Linked DNA regions of Homo sapiens: regions 1 and 2 are each linked to region 3. A link is a contact called in ENCODE Hi-C or POLR2A ChIA-PET data. All regions are on one chromosome and are shown on one strand. The core of a region is the stretch at or near the end of the contact, and the rest is flanking DNA. Distances in the headings are between cores, read along the strand shown.

Region 1 (3,149 bases), core at 555-3,054, 430 kb after region 3:
TCGTTCCTCCCAGTGGGTTCGTGGTCTTGCTGGCTTTAGGAGTGAAGCTGCAGATCTTTGCGATGAGTGTTATAGCTCATAAAGGCAGTGTGGACCCAAAGAGTGAGCAGCAGCAAGATTTATTGCAAAGAGCGAACAAACAAAGCATCCCGGTGTGGAAGGGGACCCGAGTGGGTTGTCACTGCTGGCTCGGGCAGCCTGCTTTTATTCTCATCTGGCCCCACCCACATCCTGCTGACTGGTAGAGCCGAGTGGTCTGTTTTGACAGGGTGCTGATTGGTGCGTTTACAATCCCTGAGCTAGACACAAAGGTTCTCCATGTCCCCACCAGATTAACTAGATACAGAGTGTTGACAAAAAGGTTTTCCAAGTCCCCACCAGAGTAGCTAGATACAGAGTGTCTATTGGTGCATTCACAAACCCTGAGCTAGACACAAGGTGCTGATTGGTGTGTTTACAAACCTTGAGCTAGATACAGAGTGCCAATTGGTTTATTTACAATCCCTTAGCTAGACATAAAGGTTCTCCAAGTCCCCACCAGACTCAGGAGCCCAGCTGGCTTTCACCCAGTGGATCCTGCACAGGGGCTGCAGGTAGAGCTGCCTGCCAGTCCCGTGCCCTGCTCCAAAGGCACTCCTCAGCCCTTGGGTGGTCGATGGGACTGGGTGCCCTGAGCAGGTGGCAACACTCGTTGGGGAGGCTCGGACTGCGCAGGAACCCACGGAGGGGAGGGGGGAGGCTCAGGCATGGCGGGCTGCAGGTCCCCAGCCCTGCCCCGCAGGAAGGCAGCTAAGGCCCAGTGAGAAATCGAGCACAGCAGCTGCTGGTCCAGGTGCTAAGCCCCTCACTGCCCAGGCTGGCGGGGCTAGCCGGCGGCTCCGAGTGCGGGGCCCACAGAGCCCACGCCCACCCGGAACTCGCGCTGGCCCGCAAGCACCGCGTGCAGCCCTGGTTCCCACCGCGCCTCTCCCTCCACACCTCCCCGCAAGCTGAGGGAGCCGGCTCCGGCCTTGGCCAGCCCTGAAAGGGGCTCCCACAGTGCAGTGGCGGGCTGAAGGGCTCCTCAAGTGCTGCCAAAGTGGGAGCCCAGGCAGAGGAGGCGCCAAGAGCGAGCGAGGGCTGTGAGGACTGCCAGCAGGCTGTCACTTCTCACTTTCACTTAGCATATAATGTTTCTAAGGTTTATCATCTTTTCTGTAAATCTGAAAAACTATTCTAAAATTTCAGTTTATTTAAAAAAAAAGTTGAGAGCTGGTGAGCTTTGCCCTTTTCCCAGCTGCCTCCTGGAGGCCACCTGAAGGTTGCTCCTCCCTGGGCTGGGGTCATGCCCTCCGAGGCCCTGTGGCCATGAGCTCCTCCTTGTCCCTTGGATGAGCGGGACGGCCCTTCAAGTCACACTCCCAGTCCTAAGCCGGGCGCTGCTGCACAGGCTGCGGACTTAGCACCAGCTGGCCTGGGCGGTGGCCCCACGAGTGCCTGGGAGCTGGGAGCCAGGACACCCCCGACGCCTTCAGGTCAGGGAAGCCCCGCCCCAGGGCAGGAGGGGAGCTGCGGACTCAGTGGGAGACTCATTCCGAGCCTAGGGGCAGCCCCACGCTCTCTGAGCTTCGGGATGAGCCCAGCAGCGCCCCCACACCCACTGCTGCAGGCGGGGTCGTGCACCGCACTGGGAAGTGATCCCGAGACCCGCGCACTGGCACGCACGCCTTGGTATGCACAGTTGTACACGTGCGCTGCTGTTTCCACGTGGAAACACAAACACAGTGCTGCCGACGGAAGCGCCTGCCAGCGCCAGCCTTTCCTGCGGCCCCGGCTCAGCGGCCCTGGGCTGTCATCGCAGGCCGCGGGGGACACCAGCCGTCCTGGAGCTCGGAACGCGACCCAAGGCCCAGGCTGTGGGGCAGGCGAGCGCTTCCTGGGCTGGAACCTGGCGGTGAGGACCCCGCGGTTCGGCTCGGGCATCTGGGGAGCTCCTGAGCCCGCACGGTGTCCCCTGCTCCGTTCCTTGCGCGTCACTCGCCCCCTCCATAGTCCTGAGGCTGGGCAAGGGGCAGGACCCTGCAGTCGCCTTCAGCCTGTGGTTTCTTAGTCGCAGAGCTATGGGGGATTGGGGGCGGGGCCGAGGCCGGAGGGGAGGTGGGCGGGGCCAGAGCAAAAGAGGAGACCGGGGGCGGAGCCAGAGTGGGGAGGGGGAAGAGTTTGAGCCTGGGGGCGGGGCGTGAGGCTCTCGGGGCGGCGGCGCCCCCTGGCGGCTGAGCCCGTCCCAGGCACCGGGCGGAACGTGCGACACAGCTGTGCCTTGGTAGTCCGGAGGGTGGGACCACAGGGCCCAGGAAGGTGGCGGGGCTGGGGCCGCACGCCCAGACACCTCCCCTTCGCGCGAATCCAGTGTTCTGAGCTCCACTCAGGTGGCTCCCTGGGGCCTTCCCTCCGAATGGCCAGAGGCCGCAGCCTGCATAGGCCATGGCGCTTGCAACCCTCCCCCGGTCCCCTTCATCTTCAGGCTATTCAAGGGCATCAAAAGGGGCATTGACAAGCGCACCACCCAGAGCGGTGACCACACCCGGGAACTCGCGCCGCTGCCTTCCGGGCTGTGCACAAATGACCTGGTTTCTGTAGCAGCAGTGGCACGCCGGGCTGAGCCTCCAGGACTGGCAGCAGCTGCCAGGGGTTCCCATCCCTGGTCCTCTCCCCAGGGTGCAGGGCAGGTAACGGAACTGATCGCGCACTCTTCATACAGACGCTTATTAAAGGAGATTTACTTTTACTGCAGCTCTTCTTGCCCATCAACTGTCCAAAAACAAAAGACTAGGAAACAGACCCAGCAGCCTCCACCCGACCCAGCCACAGGGCCTCAAGCCTCCAATCAGAGCCGCTCCATGGCACCCCTCAGCTCAGCTCAGTGTTGCCTGGGAGCAAAAGGCTCGGAGACAAAGCCCAGAGGGTGAGCAGGGGGGCCAGCCCCGCGTGTCTGTGAGGGTGCCAAGCCCACCGTGGGCCTTGCCTCCTCTCCCAGGACTCCCGCGCCCTCCTGAGCTCCTATCAGCCTGGCCTCAGTAGCAAGCTGGCTGCCCAGGCTCTTAATCTGCACCGAAGTCCCTGGCCACTGTCCCTTCACCCTGGCATGAGGCCGGCCTCCCTCTCCACCA
Region 2 (3,115 bases), core at 61-2,560, 480 kb before region 3:
GATGAACGGAGATCCTAGAAAGGGGGAACTGCCTCCAGTTTTGTGAACCTGCTGCCACAAGAGCATGGAGTTCCCCTAAAGTGGGCAGGTGGAAAATCCCATCAGGGAACAGAAGATGACTCATCACTCACCACTCAACTCATTTCTACCAGCTCCCCAGTGTTCTGCCATGTAAAGGGGTAGATTTTTCAACCTGATTTTTTTGCTAACTGATACATTCTATAAGAAATGACAGCTCTCCTTTAGTCCACGTTATTCAAGTTCAGAGAAGGGCCCTGTGCAACCTGGGGAGAGCCACGTGCTGGGGGAGGCTGTCGTGTGTGTGCTCCCACTCTCAGGGTCTGCACTCTCTGTCCACAGCACTGCTGTGCTCCTTCTCTCAGGTTTCATGTTGATTTCTTACTCCTACTCAGAAGGTTTAGAATCTCAGGGATGACATTCAGAAGAAATGAGTACAGGAGGGGCCTAGAAACAAAGACGGCGATACGCTATACTAGAGAACTCCAAATTAGTTGCAGTGGAGAGATGGAAATCCAGGGTTTGTCTTCTTGGTGCATTGGGCATGAGTTTTTGTCCTACTGGGAGGGCACTGGTCATCCTGCCCACCCATGGCAGCGGGCAGGCTTGGATGCCAGGGCTGCTCACCTTGGACTGTCCTTGTGGAAGGACACACCTACTTGTCTCTTTGTTGTTGTTATTTTTGGTCTCTACTAAAACACACTGTCTGTAGTACTCACAGAAAAAGATTCTCTGTGGATTTTTAACGAGTTTCTATGGGTACTTAATTAAAATTTAGTGGCTCTTTTTGTGGTTTTGTGTACTAGTTAGCTATTGCTTCTCAGGCTTGTCACAGCCTGTGGGGATCAGAAGCTTGGAGTGGCCCTCTTTCTAGAAACCACACACCACCTATTAAGTTCCTTTGTATATTTTACTAAAATAATTTAATGACATTTTTCTGTGTCTGTGGCCTCATCAAGGGAGAGATGCATGTTAGAAATTTCACAATAAAAATCCCTCAAGAATTGATACCTACAAAATACCTTTTTATAAGAAATGTTTTACCTCCTTTTTGTCATTGCACTGATTTTGTGTTGTTAGGTGTCAGCATCCTGATTTGTTGTCATGATCTCATTGTGATGTCCTTGAGAAGGGGCTGTGTGTGAGTGCACGTGTGCGGCTTGTGGTGTGTGCTGAGGTGGAAAGTGATAGTGTTCCCTCTTTGCATTCTCAGCACAGAGCACTGCAGGGTTTCCAGCCTTCCAGGTAGAAGAGAAATTGTTGCTATGGTAATACCGCAAGCATGAAAACACCCCCTGTCCCCGTGGGTGTCTGTGTCAGGGCGGGGAATGTGGAGAAGGGGAACAGTAGCAAAGAGGAGTGTTTAGGGCATCGAGCAAGATGAGAGCAAAGCCTAAGCTGAAGCTGCTGTTGGGTGGAATTTCTTGTGTTTATCCTTGAATTCAAGGTCAGATTCCAGTTGCAATGTGGTAGCTGAGAACGTAAAAGGCCTTTTATTCCTCAGTGTCTTCCCTGACTTTGAGACAAAGATAAAGAATACAGAGGGTCTCTGTCACATCTCCAGTTCCCAGAGGCCACATGGCCTTCCCACAGACCACAGTTAGAAAATGTGCGTCTGTATCTGTGGCCAGTACATCACTGCAAGTGGAATCAACCACCCAGCCCCAGAAAGCCTGCTGCCCTTCATGTCCAGTGTAACAGGCTAAGGCAGCAGTCCCTGCCATCTCTTCTGAAACTAAATAACAGTTCGTGCTCTGTTTCTGTACAATTCCCCTGGGAAGATGGACTGTGAATATCCTTGGTAATGCAGAGCCGTGATGAGAAACGAAATCCAATCTGCTGAGGTAGTGGGTGAAGAACACAACAAAAAGCTAGTGTTCAATTCTGTCAGATCATCAGGGCCAGTATGGGAAGAATAGCTTGAGCAGGGAGTTTGGCATCATAGTTAAAACAGGCTGAGGTCTAGGTATTTGCTAATAAAACTCTTCCTGGGTTTTAGGGGCTTTTTACTCCTTATCTGCTCAAAGTCACACAGCTAGTAAGTGACAGCATCAGGAGTCAAATCCAGGGTTTCTCATTGTTATTTGTGTTTTTAGGTGTAATTTTGATATGCTGCATTAGTTTCAAGAGTCTTTATCTTTTGCAGATACAAACTGAAATATTTATAAATGAAAAGATTTGTAATCTGGGATTTGCTTCAAAATTATACTGAAGGAGGAGGGATGAGTGAACAGGTAGGGTATAGATAAGCTCAGATTGGTTATGAGTCGATCATTATTAAACACGATAATGGGTGCATAGGGTTCATTACATCCTCTGCTTTTGTATATGTTTAAAATTTTCTACAATAAAAAGTTAGTTTTAAAAAAAACAAGTCAAAAACTCTAGCTGTCTTCAGTGTTAGCTTTATCTGTGCTCTCATTGTTTTGGTTTGCTTTGCTGCTTTCCAGTTCACTCTTGGGGACTGGAAAGACCCTTATTCGAATGTCCTGTTTTGTGGCTTGTTCAGTTTTTTAAGAGATGAGAAAATGTGCAACATAACAGGAAAATGTTAACAGCTTTTTGTGAGAAGGTTAAAGAGCTCTTCATCCTAGAGGAGGGAAGGTTTCCTGTGTAGTTTCTCTGCACAAGATTCTTCTATATAAGTGGTAGGGACCTGGTGTTTTCCAGCTTCTCTGGGAAAACAGACTTAAACTACCTATGAAGAATCCAAGAGGCCGGAGCGGTGGCTCATGCCTATAATTCCAGCACTTTGGGAGAATGAGGCAGGAGGATTGCTTGAGGTTATGAGTTCAAGACCAGCCTGGGCAACAAAGCACAACCTCGTCTCTACACAAAATAGAAAAAAATTTAATAAGGCATGGGTGCTGTGCATCTGTAGTCCCAGCTACTCGGGAGGCTGAGGCGGGAAGATCACCTGAGCCCAGAAGATCGAGGCCGCTGTGAACCATGATCATGCCACTGTACTCCAGCATGCATGCGTGTGTGTGTATGTGTGTGTGTGTGTGTGTGTGTGTGTGTGTATAAAAGAATCTAAGACAGCTCACTGGACTTCATTGTAACCGATGAATTGGGTTCCCAGGAAGCCTGGGGTTCT
Region 3 (3,020 bases), core at 1-2,500:
GACAGGAGAAACACTAGAGTCCAGGAGTTCAAGACCAGCCTGGGCAACATAACAAGACCCCACCTCTACAAAAAACAAAAAAATCAGCTAAGCCTGATGATTCGTTCCTGTTGTCCCAGGAGTGGAAGCTGCAGTGAGCCATGATCATGCCACTGCACTATCTCTGTGTTTGTAAATAGTAAAAAGTGGCTGGGCGTGGTGGCTCACTCCTGTAATCCCAGCACTTTGGGAGGCCAAGGCGGGTGGATCACGAGGTCAGGAGTTCACGACCAGCCTGGCCAACGTGGTTAAACCCCATCTACTCAAAATACAAAAATTAGCTGGGTGTGGTGGCGCGCGCTTGTAATCTCAGCTACTCAGGAGGCTGCGGCAGGAGAACTGCTTGAACCTGGGAGGCAGAGGTTGTGGTGAGCTGAGATCATACCACACTGCACTCCAGCCTGGGGGACAGAACAAGACTCCGTTTCAAAAAAAAAAAAAAAGCAAAAAGCAGCAGATGACCTAAGTGTAGAACACCAAGGAACTGTTTACATAAATTATGGTAAACTCATACAATGGGATAGTATACAGCTATTAGAAATCAGAATATAGGCCAGGCACAGTGGCTCACTCCTGTAATTCTAGCACTTTGGGAGGCTGAGGTTTGTAGATCGCTTGAGCTCAGGAGTTTGAAACCAGCCTGGCCAACAGGGTGAAACCCCATCTCTACAAAAAGTACAACAATTAGCCGGGCGTGGTGGCAGGTGCCTGTAGTCCCAGCTACTTGGGAGGCTGAAGTAGGAAGATCACTTAAGCCTGGGAGATGGAGGTTGCATAGAGCAGAGATTGTGCCACTGCACTCCAGCCTGGGTGACAGAGCAAGCATGACCCTGTCTCAAAAAAAAAAAAAACTGGTACTTGAGAACACTTGGTTCTCTCTGGATGGAGGGACACAAACTGAGCTTGTAACATTGAGAATTAGAGAATGAACTATTTTCTGCATCCATATACAAAAATAACCACGGCAAAGGTTTTGTCCTCTGCAGCCTAAACTTTCAGATGAGACATAATTTTGTGGCGCACGTCTACCGTGCAATACTAATTAATTAAGAGTTGTTTTGTTGCCACATGACCGCAAGATTCTTGAAAGCAGGATTAAGTCACAGGCCTCAGGGGGCCTCAGCACCTGGGACAGAGCGGGGCTGGGAAGGCCTTGCTGCTCTCACTCCACAGATGAGAGCATTCCATGTACAAGCAATCAAGGTTCCTCTTTATAGTCCAGAAAAAAAAAAATCTATTTTTATGGGCCTTAAAATTCCATCAAGTACTTTTGGGCCTTTATAAGAGCTACTAAAGAAACATTAACAGTGAGACTTTGATTAGTCAAAGGGTAACAGAATTTCAGGGCCATTTCAAAGGGAAAAGAAAAGGACAAGGTGCTATTGGGATAGTCTAGCATAATTAGAATCAAAGTCAGACTTGGAGTCTGACCCCTCTGTTGCTGCCCAGTTGGGCGGCCCCGGGCACACCGCTTAACCTTTCTGAGCCCTTGCTATGAAACAGAGAACTGTTTACCTTGCTGAGGGGAAACAAATGAGGTAATGAAGATAAAAGATCCAGGATAATTCACGACCCAGAAGTGACCCATAAGCGGTGACATCATTATTACAGAACTCGGGTGTGAGACTGAAGAACAAAGGCCCAGGCAGGAAAGCTAAGGAAGTGAGCCGACGTTTTATTGTATCTTCTCTGGTCAATAGTTTGAGGGGAGAGATGGCTTGAAAGGGGAGGCTATTTTAGGATTTCAATGAGAAGCAAAATCATATCCAAATCAAAGTAAAGGTCATCGGTGGCCAATGAAGAGCGGAGAAAACGGAGGCGGGAGAACAGACGCGACCTCAAGACAGAAGAATGGAAGACGCAACTTTCAAGAAAAGAGGAACTGAAACGAAAAGAGAGGCACAGTCCAAATGAGGAAGAGAACAAGGAGCCTTCAGTCTCCTGGGGGCCAGGGAGCCTCGCCACGCGGTCACAGGTACACGGGGACATTTAGAGGCCATCTCCTTTAAAGCCAGACATTCTTCTTACTGGAATCTCTTGAATTCATAGTTAGAAATACATATAAAACATTGATACATGACTTAAATACACTACTACCTACGGCAGCAACATATTAGAAACAAAGTCCCAAAAGGGTGATGTTGACATGAATCACAACTAAATACTGCGCGGCCATTACAAGTGTTTTTGAACTTAGACAAATGTCATGCAGAGTGAAAAAGGATAAATTATACCCATAGTAGGATCCCAATTTTGTTGACTAAAGAGAAAATGAAATACACTGAAATGTGTTCAGACTGGCTGGATAGAATTCTGTCTTTGCTTTTTCACATTTCATCACTGTCTGGGTTCTTTACTGTTATGTGGTAGTTTCATCATTTAGAAACACACTGGGTGAGCGGTGTGGTTACACACGGCACTTCTGTCTCCTCTGGACATTTCTGTATTTTCTACTACAAATGTGGACCAGCTCTCCCGTCCCAGTGGCACACTGCAAGCTCCGCTCACTCTCGGGCAGTACACGCCTGTGGCCTGACAAGTGGGTGGCTGTCTTTGCTTCTCCCGGAGCTGGTAAGTATAGGACCTTGCCTCTAAGGTGGCTGTGTGAACAGAACTGAAAAAGTCTGTGGACGCCTTGGCACCAGTGCTCCCCCGGGGAAAAGCAGACTCACCTTCTCCGAAGCCGTGGCAAGTTTAGTTCCACTTGCGTCAAAGGCCAGTGCCGCTAAAGGACTGTCGTGAGCCGGAATCATGTTTGCAGCTCTCTGAAAAAGGGACACCAATAAAGAGTGGCCACCGCACAGTGACCGCCCACGCCCCAGGGCTGACACTTGGTCCGCAAGTGCCAATTAGCTGTTCCTAAAACACCATTACGGTCCAAACAAATGCCAAACCCACTTGATTTACTGGGGCTGGGCATCCAAGGAAATGCTGCTCCAACTTTAGAAAAAGCAAAGCAATTTATCCCTAAGGTTTTCTAT

The links. A loop is a pair of places that touch in the nucleus more often than their neighbours do. ChIA-PET counts read pairs that join two places held with the same protein, here RNA polymerase II (POLR2A). Pooled maps may share reads with other maps.
Region 1: a pooled map shows a loop between it and region 3 (3-fold over the local background). The contact joins two enhancer-like sites. A Hi-C loop is called at or near these places in 1 of 50 pooled maps. POLR2A ChIA-PET finds 5 or more read pairs at or near these places in 2 of 52 experiments (PC-9 and activated naive CD4-positive, alpha-beta T cell).
Region 2: a loop to region 3 is called in a pooled map, with 5 times the contacts of the local background. The contact joins two enhancer-like sites. A Hi-C loop is called at or near these places in 5 of 37 single-sample maps with no recorded cell type and 2 of 50 pooled maps. POLR2A ChIA-PET finds 5 or more read pairs at or near these places in 1 of 52 experiments (activated B cell).

What each region holds. Positions count from the first base shown.
Region 1 is chr7:4,791,351-4,794,499 of GRCh38, reverse strand. AP5Z1 (adaptor related protein complex 5 subunit zeta 1) reads right to left here. Exons shown (of 17, transcript NM_014855.3): 17 at 103-3,149. The coding sequence ends at 3,115. Among named protein-coding and RNA genes, the nearest start is that of MIR4656, 4.3 kb to the right of the region's middle. RefSeq lists enhancers at 898-1,572, 1,677-1,756 and a silencer at 2,147-2,266. Within about 2 kb of position 1,804, at least 10 of the 41 ENCODE cell types and tissues checked have a DNase peak (open chromatin) inside an H3K27ac peak, as active enhancers do.
Region 2 is chr7:5,698,311-5,701,425 of GRCh38, reverse strand. All of the region lies in intron 13 of RNF216 (ring finger protein 216), which reads left to right. Among named protein-coding and RNA genes, the nearest start is that of MIR6874, 12 kb to the left of the region's middle. RefSeq lists an enhancer at 1-219. Within about 2 kb of position 1,310, at least 15 of the 41 ENCODE cell types and tissues checked have a DNase peak (open chromatin) inside an H3K27ac peak, as active enhancers do.
Region 3 is chr7:5,217,706-5,220,725 of GRCh38, reverse strand. It overlaps WIPI2 (WD repeat domain, phosphoinositide interacting 2), which reads right to left. Exons shown (of 13, transcript NM_015610.4): 7 at 2,712-2,804. Among named protein-coding and RNA genes, the nearest start is that of WIPI2, 29 kb to the right of the region's middle. RefSeq lists enhancers at 1,568-2,277, 2,288-2,367, 1,226-2,425. Within about 2 kb of position 1,250, at least 9 of the 41 ENCODE cell types and tissues checked have a DNase peak (open chromatin) inside an H3K27ac peak, as active enhancers do.